Linked DNA regions of Homo sapiens: region 2 is linked to region 1. The links are chromatin loops, found by intact Hi-C in ENCODE. Cell type or tissue: endothelial cell of umbilical vein. All regions are shown on one strand. Each heading gives the region's core, and the rest is flanking DNA. Links, peaks and the distances in the headings are about the cores only. Region 1 has its middle 70 kb from the start of MIR1587. Region 2 has its middle 23 kb from the start of MIR1587.

What was found. A loop is a pair of places that touch in the nucleus more often than their neighbours do. Peaks named below come from ENCODE experiments on the same cell type or tissue, not always from the same donor. Only the 100,000 strongest peaks of a DNase experiment are listed, where the experiment ranks them.
Region 2: a loop joins it to region 1, with 2.4 times the contacts of the local background. A loop is called at or near these places in 5 of 110 quality-filtered maps.

What each region holds. Positions count from the first base shown.
Region 1 is chrX:39,904,732-39,911,100 of GRCh38, reverse strand. No RefSeq gene overlaps it. Among named protein-coding and RNA genes, the nearest start is that of MIR1587, 70 kb to the right of the region's middle. RefSeq lists enhancers at 2,652-2,946, 2,320-3,016, 2,425-3,624, 4,452-5,241. In endothelial cell of umbilical vein, for the core only: no CTCF peak of the experiment used is centred there; a DNase peak (open chromatin) is centred at 2,740; H3K27ac peaks cover 1,543 bases.
Region 2 is chrX:39,857,620-39,863,988 of GRCh38, reverse strand. No RefSeq gene overlaps it. Among named protein-coding and RNA genes, the nearest start is that of MIR1587, 23 kb to the right of the region's middle. RefSeq lists an enhancer at 5,560-6,060. In endothelial cell of umbilical vein, for the core only: no CTCF peak of the experiment used is centred there; a DNase peak (open chromatin) is centred at 3,488; H3K27ac peaks cover 1,036 bases.

The sequences.
Region 1 (6,369 bases), core at 1,337-3,836:
TTAATGATCCTTTAAAGCCAGGGAAGAGGGAGTCAGGCAGAAAGGACAGTGGATGGGGGCGCTGAGGGCTGGGGGGCTGGTCTCGGACTCCCAGTGCCCCTCCCTGGGAGCTGGAGCTCCTTGCGCAGCCCGGGCCTGCCCTGGGCCCTGCGGCCTCTGCAGGTTCCCAGAACCCCGACAAGCATCTCCTTGTCTTCCCGGGACTCTTGGTTCTGGGCGCCTTGTCCTGCCCTGTTCCCTGCAGCTCTGCACACAGCGCTTGGCAAGAGTGGCCCGGGCACTGGAGAAAGGCTTGCGGAATCGTGCTGCATTCTAATGACGAAGTGTCTCCTCGCAGTGCCGCCTCCCTACTTTGGGCCTCAGCTCGTTTTACTGTCAGCTCTCCCAGCTTGTCAACAGACTTGCAGCGAGGCTGGGCCAAGAGGCTGCAAGAAAAATTCAGGGTGGTCACAAGCCGGGCCTCCCTCTAGGTGGGAAGGGGCTGGAGTCAGCGTTCGAGCCCTGCCTGGGCCTCTCAGGGCACTGTGGGTGGACAGAGCATCCCTCGCCCCTGCCGGCCCCATGTATGTCCAAGCCGGGGAGGGGAGAGGAATGCAGAGCCAAGCTGTGGCAGGGCTGGAGGGGCCCCAAATGCCCATATCCCTCGGAGGAATACAGAGGTCCAGTGCCTACCTGGTTCTGCCCCAGGGCCTGAGGCGGCTTCTCTCCCATCCATCATTGCCCTGATGTCTAATCTGTGCTGGTTTGTCCTCCTGCCCTGTCTGCCAGCCTTGGGGAACATTTGGGACCCTCAGGGCCTAGCCACATGATAGGCCCAAGTAGGACTGGCTCTGCGTCAGGGCTGGAAGTGTGTGCTGAGCTCAGCCCACAGGGAGGCCTGCTGCCTGCTGTTGACGCTGGTGGCCATCTCTCCCCATCGTCAATGTTCAGGAGATTTGGCTGGTCACCCCTGGCCTGGGTTTCTTCTCCATGCCACCGCCCCACCTCGGTAATTCCCCTGGAGACTTCTAGAGCTTCCAAGTTGAAAGGGACCTGAGAGCTCACTTTGTCTAAATCTCTGCCTCCAGCTGCCTCTCTCAAAGCCTTCTACTCTGCTGCCAGGGTTACCTTTCAGGACCAACCCTAGATCCCTCTACAATCTTCCATGCCTCACCATTGCCCTCAGGAGTAAGTTTGATCCCCTTAGCTGAGCCCCCCGAGGCCTGCGATGATGGATTCCTGCAACTTTTCCAGGCCTCATCTAGTGCCCCCGACCCTGTTATCCCATATTCCAGCCACATATAGCAGTTGGCAGCCCCCTGGTGGGTGAGACTATGGCCTTGTGTTTTTTTTCTTTCCTGTTTCCCTTTCATCTCCCTTCCCTCCCCTATTTCCTTATTAACCTGGGCCACCTCCTCTATGCAGCCTTCCCCGATTATCCCTCCACACACTCAACACATCACCTAATCCCTGGTGCTTTGTGGTGGGCTGAGTAGACCTCAATTGCAGCACCTGGGACAGGGGGTATTGCCCTGTATTCTCCTTCAGGATGCTTCTCCTCCCAGGCCAGAAGCTCTTGGAAGGCAGGGCAGGCACATCTTTCCTGATTTTCCTTCTCTAGAACCTACCAGGGTATCTTAGGTAAGAATTCTCCAGGGCAAGGTGCGGTAGCTCATGACTGTGATCCCAGCACTTTGGGAGGCCAAGGTGGGTGGATCACTTGAGGTCAGGAGTTGGAGACCAGCCTGGCCAACATGGTGAAACCCCGCTCTACTAAAAACACAAAAATTAGCTGGGCGTGGTGGCACACACCTGTAATCCCAGTTATTGGGAGGCTGAGGCAGGAGAATCGCTTGAACCCGGGAGGCGTAGGTTGCAGCAGTGAGCCAAGATCGTGCCACTGCACTCCAGCCTGGGCAACAAGAGTGAAACTCCGACTCAAAAAAAAAAAAAAGAAAGAATTCTCTAGAAGCAGAGCCTGAGGGGGAAGTCCCGTGTGAGTGCTTTATGGAGCAAGTCCTTGCAGGAGAAGCCAGCGAGAGAGCGAGGGCAGCAGCGCGGCAGGGAAGAGGTGAAGCAAGGAGGGAAGCTCAGCGGAAGCCTGGCCTCAGCCTGATCCCAGGGCGGGGGTGGGGGCCATGGAGGGTCCAGGGCAGCAGAGAGCACGGAAGAGTCAGAGAGTGAGAGGGCAAGAGAGGAAAGTAAGGCAGCAAGAGGGCAAGCAGGAGAGAGTAAGCCGAGACAGCAAGAGAGTGGCGGGGTGATGGACAGGGGGCATGAAAGAGGGCACAGAGCGGGGAACAGAGCACCAGGGAGAAGAAGAGAGTAAGTGAAAGCCAGCAAGCAAGGAGGACGGGAGGAGGAGGACAGAGAATGCAGGGAAATGAGGGGATGGGAAACATATTTCTGGAGTGTGGGCACAAGAGAGGGAAAGCATGAGAAAATAAAGGAAAAGCATGAGAGAGAGAGAGAGACAGAGAGGATGAGTGAGCGCAGTGCGAGCCTGTCCCAGGCTCTCAGGGCAGTTCAGGAGTCATGGCTGGGCTGCGGGCTTTCCCTGGGGCCCACGTGGGTGAGAGATTGAGCAACGCCTCCCTGGCGTGCTCTCTGTGTGGTGCCCCTGGCAAATTTCCCTGAGGCCCTCCTGTTCCAGGGGACTCTCGGGGCCACCGCTTGGGCCAGAGGAGAGCGGAACTGGGTAATCGACTCACCGTGGGCATTTCTGTGCAGGCTCATTCTCTAATTCCACAGCTCCTCAAGGAGGGGGCGGCCCTGTTATTATTTCCATGTCACCACAGAGGAATCTGAGGCCCGGGGAGACCTGACAGGGCTCAGAGGTGAGTCACTGAGAGAGAATTCATGTCCCTGGATTCCCTTTCCTCTAGGAGAAGAGACGTAACTCCAGATGGAGCATCCAGTGCCCCCGTGATGCCTCTGCCACAGCACATGTCCAAATGCAAACACCCAGGGCCAGGCAGGGGGCTAGAGAAGGGTCCCCTTGTCTTCCAGGCCCTTGAGAGGCCTTGCTAAGCTCCCACTGGAGGCCAAGCCCTCCTTTCCACTTGCTTAGACTTGGTCAGAGGAGGGAGGGTGGGCACAGGGCATGGCGGGTGGTGGAAAGGGACCAGCACCAGGCTCTGGGTCACCTCTGTTCCAGTCCCAGCTCTGCCACCAAACAACATGTGACCTCGAACAAGACACTTAATTTCTCAGAGCCTCCATTTCCTAATCAGTAAAACACTGACAAGGCTTGCCTTGCCCACTACCTTAAAAGCTCGTTGTCAGGGCCCATTAAGATAATACAAGTCAATATCTAGTACCATTTCACAGAGGTCTCCCGGAGGCCCTTTGTAAATTCTGTCTTAGCTTCCTATGGCTGCCTATAACAAATGACCACAATTTGGTGGCTTAAAACAGTAGGAATATATTCTCTTATGGTTCTGGAAGCTAGAAGCCTGAAGTCAGTTTCACTGGGCCATACTTTCTCATGAGAATCCAGTGAAAAATCTGTTCCTTGCCTCTTCTGGCTTCTGGTGGCTGCTGGCCTTCCTTGGCTTGTGGCTGCCTCACTAATCACTACAAACGTCAAGGCCAGCATCTTTGCATCTCACTCTGCTCCACGTTCACGTGGTCTTCTCCTCTTCCATTTGATTGATGCAGGCACCAGGCTCAGGGAAGTTACCCCACGGATCAAGGTCATCGCCAGTGAGAGAGCTGGAATTCGAACTGAGGCCTCGGAAATTTAAACCTCCGTTCTCTGTTCCAGCTCGGCCAGAGCCTGCCTCCTGGGGCCTCTGTGGCCTCTTTTGGGGAGCCCTCTGGAGCCAGCCTGTGGCTGTCCCTGGCTCATGTCCAGCCAATGAATCGAGGACTTGAGGCTCAGGCTGGACTGTGGTGTCTAAATAAAGGGTGCCCTTGAGATTAGAGCAGAGGTCAGGAGAGGACACCGGCTGCAGATGACCAGCCCAACGGGGTGGCCTCAGTGGCCCATCAGAAGGCTGGGGGTGGGCTGGCCTCACTTGCAGCGAGCTCTACCCTCCAGTGCTCTGCCAGCTGGGCAATCTAGGATCTCAGGACTGAGGTCAATGCTGACATAAAAACCAGTTGACTCAAGCAAGACCACCTACATATTTAAACAGATCTTTGAGAACGAAGGGGTTGTGTCATCACTTGGGGATGGAGAGACAGAATGGGTCTCAGACTGGGGACTAGAACTTTCTTTGCTTCAAGAAATTTGTCCTTTTAAGAGGCTGATGCCTGAGAGGGCCCTTTCTACCTTCTCCTTGTCCTGTTGAAAGAAATGGCAAAGTCTGTCCAGTTTAGTTCTGGAGAAAAGGTAAAACAAGGCTGTGTGCGTGCACATGTGCGTGTGCAGAAGTGTTGAGGGCAAAGAGATAGAGCCATTTAATTTTTTTTTAAAAAGCCAGATGAACCGGCAGAACTCGACACTGCTTACTCTATTCCACATTTTATCCGCAGAATAAGAGCCAGAACAAGAGATCCAGGAACATGGGAAATACGGCTGTGGCTGAAGTCTTATCTGGGTTAAAAACCCCAGGAGTGCTCCTCTTTAATTTTTTGGCAGAGCAGGATCAAGGAATCGATTCACTCTGGTTATGCTTCCTACCATTGTTTCTGTGGGCCGTGTTTGATCTGTGTTTCACGTGCAGATCTGCTATCCACGCTCTGAAAGAAATAATATATTCTGCATTGCACCAGGTCAGCCTCAACCATGAAAAACCTTTTTTGGATGATTTCAAAGCCACACATAAGCTCGCGCGTGAACACACACACACACACACACACACACAGACACACCAGCGTGCGCATGTTCACACACACACTGTTTGTGTAAAGGATTAAAAAAGAATGAAAGGCCCAGTTGCAGAACATGACCAGGGTTCCAGACGTGGAGTGGCCAAGGCTGTGGCCCTCACCCGCTGACCTGGGCCAGCCATGTCCCCTCTGAGTCATGTGTGTGCCCCACCCCTGCGGGCAGGGGGCATCCGGACCATTCGATGGTGTGCCTGGTGAGGTTATTATTAGTAACAATGGTTTCCAGTGAAAGAGTAATTTTCACAGTGGAGAAGGCTTCCCCTTCCTTCAGGTCAAAAGCTGAACGGAGACGAAAATGACATTAACCAGTGCAGGATCCTGAAAAGATGAAATGCTCAACACCTCCCAGCTCTAAATTGGACTGGGCGTTTACTAGCGTTTTAAGGGCCAGAGGGAAGTTGAAGCAACTGCCGGGGTAACACACACGTGAAAAATGTGAGGCCAGACAGTCCGGGCAAATAAATAACCCTGTGCTGGCAATAAGAGACGTGCCTGGAGTTTTAGCGCGGGGCTGTAAAAGTTGACAGGAGCCATTTGGACTGAAAACGGCCGTGTGGATAACGCTGCCAGGTTTTGCCAAGCGCCCGGCTGTTGAATACTACAAAACTGAATAGATGAAAAAGAAAACAACAGCCACAAAAGAGAAAAAAAAATTGCAACACGAAACCACCCACGCAGTGTCCACCTACCCCTTCCCCTCACGCTTGGTGCCCTCTCCCTTTGTTTAGATAAGGTGTCCACTGCTGCTGCTGCTGTTGGCCACCAGCCAGCTTTCTGTCTCCAAACTTGGGGCTTCAGCGCCACACAGGAGACACAGCTCTCTGATGCTGCCGGCCCGGGTGTCAGCAGCACCCCGAGGGTCCCTGCGGCTTTGTGTTCCCAGAACGATGATTTGTTTGACAACGGGCTTTCCTTCCAGACTGTTCTTCCAGTCTGGCACAGTGTGTGAGTCTCCAGAGACAGGACAGGGCTGTGGAGTGCCAGAGCAGGCACCTCCGGCCACGGGGTCGGGCCACTGTCTAATTATGATGGCCACATAAAAGAAACCCAGACACAGTCAAAGGCCAAGGAGTGCTTTTGGTTTCATGGACTAACTGAAGCATTTAAGCTCATCAGGCCTGAAAAAGTTAAGTGCAGGGGGAGCAGGACGGACAAGACTGGACTTATTCTATGGCGCACAAAAGATTCTTAATAAGCTCAGAGAAGGGTCCCCCACCGCCGCCACTCACGTCTTTCTCTCCCTGCTTCATTCCAAAGCTTCTGTGTTAGGCAAAGAGACGGCTCCGACAAGCTGCCCGGGAGGTCGGTGAGGAGGCTGTGGGTGAGCTGCTCCCACGAGGTTGAGCAGGGCTGTCCTGGTGAATGACAGATCAGGGCAGTGCACGGTGGTCTCCAGGCAGCCTTGAGCAGCCAGGCCAATGTGGTGCTCAGGAGAGGCAGGATGCAACACCCATTCTGGTCTCTGTTCAGGCTTTCTCTGAGAATTCAGAACTTTTGAATCAGTTTGATGATTAGCCTTCACCCTCCTGAAAGCAGAAGGGAAAGGCCAGAGGG
Region 2 (6,369 bases), core at 1,967-4,466, 48 kb after region 1:
GATTTCTCAAAGCGCAAGCAAAAAGAGGGCAATGGTCTGAAAGATAAATGATGATATTTCGGTCATTATGTGGGAGGGGAGATGCTTTAACTCGTGTGTGTGGTAGGTGGTTACAAATATGGCCCCCAAATGAGTTATACGTCCTGATATCCACATCCATGGGTAGTCCCTTCTCATGTTGAGTTTAGCCTCATGACTTTCTTTGGCCAATGGAACATCAGCAATGGCATGTAAAAGAAGAACATCACAAAAGCGCGATGCAGCATGATTTGACAAGCACTTGAGTGTTGAGGCTTGCCTACTGCTATAGTCTGAACATTGGTGCCCCTCCAAAATTCATATGTTGAAACTGAATCCCCAGTGTGATGGTATTAAGAGGTGGGGTATTTGGGAGGTGATTAGGTCACAAAGGTTCCACTCCCATAAATGGGATGAGTGCTTTTATAAAAGAGGCTTGAGGGAGCCTGTTTGTCCCTTCTGCCACGTGAGGACTCAGGGTAAAGGCACTATCTCTGAAGCAGAGAACCCTCACCAGACATGGAATCTGCTGATGCCTTGATCTTGGACTTCCCAGCCTCTAGAACTGTGACCACTAAATTTCTGTTGTTTGTAAATTACCCAGTCTAAGGGATTTTGTTATAGAAACCAGAACAGACTAAGTCAGTACTACCGTTACCAACCAACGTGTCCTTTCAGGCATCACTTCCACTCTTTGAGCCCTCTTCCTTTGTTGCAACCCATACATGGGGGCAATTATAGTGGTCCTGACTTCACAGAGCAGTTGTGAGACTGCTGAATAATGCTGGTGAAAGCTGTTTGAGCCGGGTAAAGCATTGTGCAAGTGCAAGGCAATGTGGTGCTGTTATCTACAGGAACTGCCATCGACAGGAATTGTTTTACTTTGGGGTAACGGGTTTTGAGTTTTTCCAGGTTGCTTTGCTTTCTGGTCTCTCTCCTTAGCAGTCCACATAAATTTGGAGTGTTCAGGAGTGACAGTGGTCTCTGGAAGCTTTTTCTCACCATCTCCATCTACAGGGGCTATTGTCTTTACACGAGGCTAGTGGCTTGTTTCAGGAAGAACAGTTTGAGAGTTGGTCGCCTTCCCACATGAAACTGAATCATATTTGTATGTACCACCAAAGCTGCTTTTACATTCAATTTCCTCATGTGTGGAACCAGCGGTGGGTTCTTAATTGACTGCCTGAGGGCAGGCTTTAGGAGGCTTTGTGATTATGTGTAAAGTTCTGTGGAAGTGAGTGCACGCATGTGGACATACCCTATGTGTCCACACATGTGTCTGTCTTGTTCTGTGAAGAGAGGCCTTAGGGTCCATCAGATCATCACAAGTGGACTCTGGGAGATTTAAAAACCTTCAGGATTAGGTCTTCAATGTGAGACGGGGATTTTATGACACCAGCAAGAAGCTCTTGGTGTTAAGAACTATTGTTTTAAAAAGGAAAACGACCCAATGTAGCTACTACAGCTAGACTCACAGCGATGCAGAAGTGTCAGCAGGTGTGTGCAAGGCTATGTCCCTGTCAGAATGGATGTTCCTCCCTCCTGGCGGATCCAGATGTGGGGACTTCACGCCAAGCTGGAGACGTGTTTTGGTAAAAAGGTAGTTGCACTCCCATGTTATGTTAAAAAGTATAGACACTACAGAGGGAGGATTATTTTATTCCCTTTTTTCTTTCTTTCAAAGACTCAATTTCCCCTCCCTTTTTAAGGTACAAACACCAACCTCACATTAGGGGCAGAAGCGTTGAGCATTCAAAGTTAAACTGGGAATTTTGACTCAATGGACCTTGACAAACAAACAGCTCCAATGGAACTCTTCCAACAATGGCTGCTCTTTTACTTTTATTTTTATTTTTTAAAGTAATGCCAGTGATGGAAGGGGGCGTGTGAAATTAAACAAATGATTTCTCAGTAAACGCTTTGCTGAGAATTATCTGTCAGGGGCAACCCACACACAATCTATAATAAAGAGGATAGATTTAGGGACCGAGTTCCTCAGCGTACTTTGGAGTCCCTGCTCACAGTATGAGCCTGTGAATGCAGAAACAGAATAGACTTGTGCAGCGGCGTTGACTCTGGGTTGCATAACATGAGGGAGATTGGGCTGATCAAGCGCGCATAACTGATCCTGCAGGGAGATGCTGCTTGGTGATTGTTGTGGCGGAGAAAGAATTTTATCCTGAGATGAATGGTGCTTCCCTATTCAGGGACTGTTCCACCTGGGGGTGGGGGCATTTGGAAATAGGGGTGCATTTTTGGCTGTCACAATGACTAGAGGGTGCTACTGGAGTTTAGCAGGCAGGGGGCCAAGGACAATTAACATCCAACAATGGGGGAGGGACTGTCCCACACAATGGGGATTTGTCCAGGCCCAAATATGAATAGTGCTCCCATTGACAAACATGGCTCATCGCTGCAAAGAAAGTTCCAGGTGTCTTTTCTAAAGAACCAATTGGTTCATTAGAGACTAAGAATGGTTTTTCAAGGTGACCCAAGGGATTGGGGCAGGGATTACTTAGCGTAAGAGAGCTGGAGAACTTATCGAAATCCTGTGCATCCTGCAGCCCAACAAGGCTGGAGAGGAGATGCCCGGGCACCTGCTTTAGGTCTGGCAGAGGCCACCTGGAGGGAGATGTGAGGGTCAAAGGGGAGGGGAGGGTTGTGTTGCTGGGTAAGGCAGCCAGTTACCACAAATGGAGAGTGAGAAACAGGGCCCACGGGTGGCAATAGCCCCCCCAAAAGTGACACAGCTGGAAAGTCAGAGGAGCGTGAATGCCCATGACAGGGGATTTAGTATGGGGCACAATCAAGGGGTTGCCCCAGAGGAAAAGGCAGAGGAGACCTTTCTGGAGGCCAGGCGGGCCTTGACTAGACAGAAAAGGGGTCTTCTGCTGACTTTATTCTCTTCCACCCCCTGCTTCCTCATGGGAAGAACCTGGCCTCTGGCTCCGCTGGTACCCTGGGGGAGCCCAGGGCAGTGAGGAGGACTTGGCAAAGCCGCAAGCACCTTGTCATGATCCTGTCCCCTCCTGGCTGTGGGAGTTGCCTCTGGAAAGTGGGTCCTCCATGCGTAGGAGGCACCAGGGCATCCCAAAAGCTGCACCATTTAGCCATCCCACAAAAGGAGAGGCAAGAGGATGTTGCAAGCCCAGCCAACTGTTATTGTCTGCTTCCTGCTCATCCTGTGTCCCACAGCTCTGTGGCTGGGCCAGGCCAAGGGACTTTAAAAGCAGGTATTGAGGTCAGCCCTTAGCCAGCGTTTTGTCTTCTGCTAATCTGTGGTTTGCAAGGCAAAGGCGGGAGATGACAGTGGCAGGGACAGATCTGAAGCGCCTGCAGAGGGAGAGGGAGCTGACTTTCCACAGGGGCTGGGGGAGGGGACCTGGCCCAGCTGCTGACATTTTTACAAAACAAATAAGTGTGAGGCTGTGCTGGTGACCTCAGTGTGATGGAAAAAGATGGTCAGCGGCGTGTCTGCCGGAAATGGCGTGTTTCTCAGCCCACCTGTTAGGAAGCAGAAAGGCAGATGTTGAGTCATATCATTCCAGCAAACAGTTATCAAGTGCCGACTGCATGCCTGGCATGGCCCCATGCATTTGATGTGGGTTAGCATATTTAATCCTCCCAGCCATCCCAGATGGAGGGCTCCAGTATGGTTTCCAGTTCAGAGATGAGGAAACTGAGGCAGAGGTGTTGGTTTCCCCATCCAAGGCTGGACAGCTAAGAAGTGGTGGGAAAGGGGTGTGAATCCTGGCAGGCTGGCCCCAGAGTCTGTGGCGTGAGCACCAGCACCTAGGCTGGCTGCCAGGAGCCTCAAAACAGGTCCTGTGAAGGAGGATTTTTGTGTACCTTGTGTGTGTGCGTGTGCCCACGCAATTGTGTTTTGGCCTGTGTTCCAGTTATCTATTGCTGCATAATGAATCACTCCAAAACGTAGTGACAAAAAACACGACTACCATGTTATTATTATCTCTCACTCTTCTGGGGGTTGACTGCTCTTAGCTAGTTTTTTTTTCTCTCTGTCTCTGTTTTTGTCTGTCTGTATCTTTGTCTCTCTCTCTCTCTCTCTTTCTCTGTCTCATGCAGTTGCCTCCAGACTATACCTGGGGCTGAAGTCATATATTTTTTAAACTTTTATTTTTATTTTTTAATTTTTTTTTGAGAAAGAGTCTCGCTCTGTCACCCAGGTTGGAGTGCAATGGTGTGATCCCGGCTCACTGCAACCTCCACCTCCTGGGTTCAAGCGATTCACCTGCCTCAGCCTCTCTAGTAGCTGGGATTACAGGCACCCACCACCACACCCAGCCAATTTTTGTATTTTTAGTAGAGATGGAGTTTCGCCGTGCTGGCCAGGCTGGTCTTGAACTCCTGGCCTCAAGTGATCCACCTGCCTTGGCCTCCTTAAGTGCTGGGATTACAGGTGTAAGCAACTGCACCTGGCTTCTTTCTTTCTTTCTTTCTTTCTTTCTTTCTTTCTTTCTTTCTTTCTTTCTTTCTTTCTTTCTTTCTTTTTCTCTCTCTCTCTTTCCTTCCTTCCTTCCTTCTTTTTTATTTTATTTTCTTTTTTTTTTTTTGAGACAGAGTCTCCCTCTGTCGCCCAGGCTAGAGTGCAGTGGCGTGATCTTGGCTCATTGCAGCTCCCACCTCCTGGGTTCAAGCGATTCTCCTGCCTCAGCCTCTCGAGTAGCTGGGACTACAGGCACCTGCCACCATGCCCAGCTAATTTTTGTATTTTTAGTAGAGACGGGGTTTCACCATGTTGGCCAGGCTGGTCGTCTCAAACTCCTGACCTCAAGTGATCCGCCCGCCTCTGCCTCCCAAAGTGCTAGAATTACAGGCATGAACCACTGCACCCGGCCTTTTTCTTTTATTATTTTTAAATCTGCGAGGGCCTCAACTCTCTGTGAATGAAGTCCAAATTTATTCTGGAGTCACTTCCATTGACAATAAGACTCTAAATGAGTAAGGACACAGAGCCTTGCCTAATGGCCTCTGTTCTGCCCCCATCAGAGTTTCCCTGCTGGGCCAGGCATTGAACTGGGACTTGGGGCTACACAACTCCTGCTCCTGGGCAAGACAGCAACTACCAGCCATGGGAACAACATTCTCCCAAACCCCTGTCCTGCAGAAATGTTGCCTCTGGTTTCTATAAGCTTTACTGGGAGGAGGCCCTAAGCACAGGCAGGGAGACAGTGGGATTATCAGACGTTGAGAGGGTCATGGCCCTGAACTGTTCTCCCCATCCTGGTGTGAACCTGGCCTTGTCTTTCTTGGTACTTCATTGCTATGGGTTGAACTGTGCCCCACACCCCATTCATCTATGGAAGCCCTAACTCCCAGGACCTCAGAATGTGGCTATATTTAGAGTTAGGGCCTTTAAAGAGGTGATTAAGTTAAAATGAGGCCATTAGGGTGGGCTTAATCCAATACAACTGGTGTCCCTAGAAGAAAATGTGGACCCACGAGAGACACTGGCAGGGTATACGCATAGAGGAAAGACCGTGTGAAGACACAGCAATAAGGTGGCCGTGTGCAAGCCAAGGAGAGAGGCCTCAGGGGAAACCAAACCTTGATCTTGGACTTCCAGCCATCAGAACTGTGAGAACATAAATATCCGTTGTTTAAGCCACTCAGCTTGTGGTCTTCTGTTGCAGCAGCCTGAGGAGACTGATACATTCGTCCTGCATCCCTGTGACAGAATCTTCCTTTAGGTGAGGTGACCAAGGTGGGCCCAGGCCTCCAGAAGTCACTTCCTAATTACCTAGGAAGGGGAGGGAGAACCTCTCCCCATCCTGTCCTGGCAGCACAGAAGGCTGCTTTGATTTGATTAACTGATGGTCACCCACGGGACCCTGGACTTGCCAGTGAAGGGTCAGCTCAGGATAGGCAGGAGGCTGGCACAAAGTGTCAGCCTCTCTGGGAGCAGGCGAACACCAGGCAGCCCTCAGCCTGGCCCCAGAGGGGTTGTGGTCTGTGGGTGTCCCCAGGCCTTGTCTGACTCACACAGCTCCCTAAATGTCCCAGGTCTGCCCCTGGGGGTGTGCAGTTTGGCTCCAGCTCTGTCAACACTCTGGACTTGATGTAGGTACTGAGTGACTGGAAAAGCAGCCCTGACTGCAGCCACCCAAAGCCCAGCCCACTCCTGGGTGCAGGGCGGGCAGCCCTTCCTCCTCCCTGGACTCTGTTTCCACCACACATGAATCCTGGGCCTGCCTGGCCCCGACGCATTTTTTATTTTGCTATCTATATTCTTTCCATTGTCCTGATGTAAATAATTTAAACTGACATAGAAAGAAAGGGCAGGCCTTGCTACAAAATGGAGGCTGTCAACTCCCCGAACCTCCATTTCTT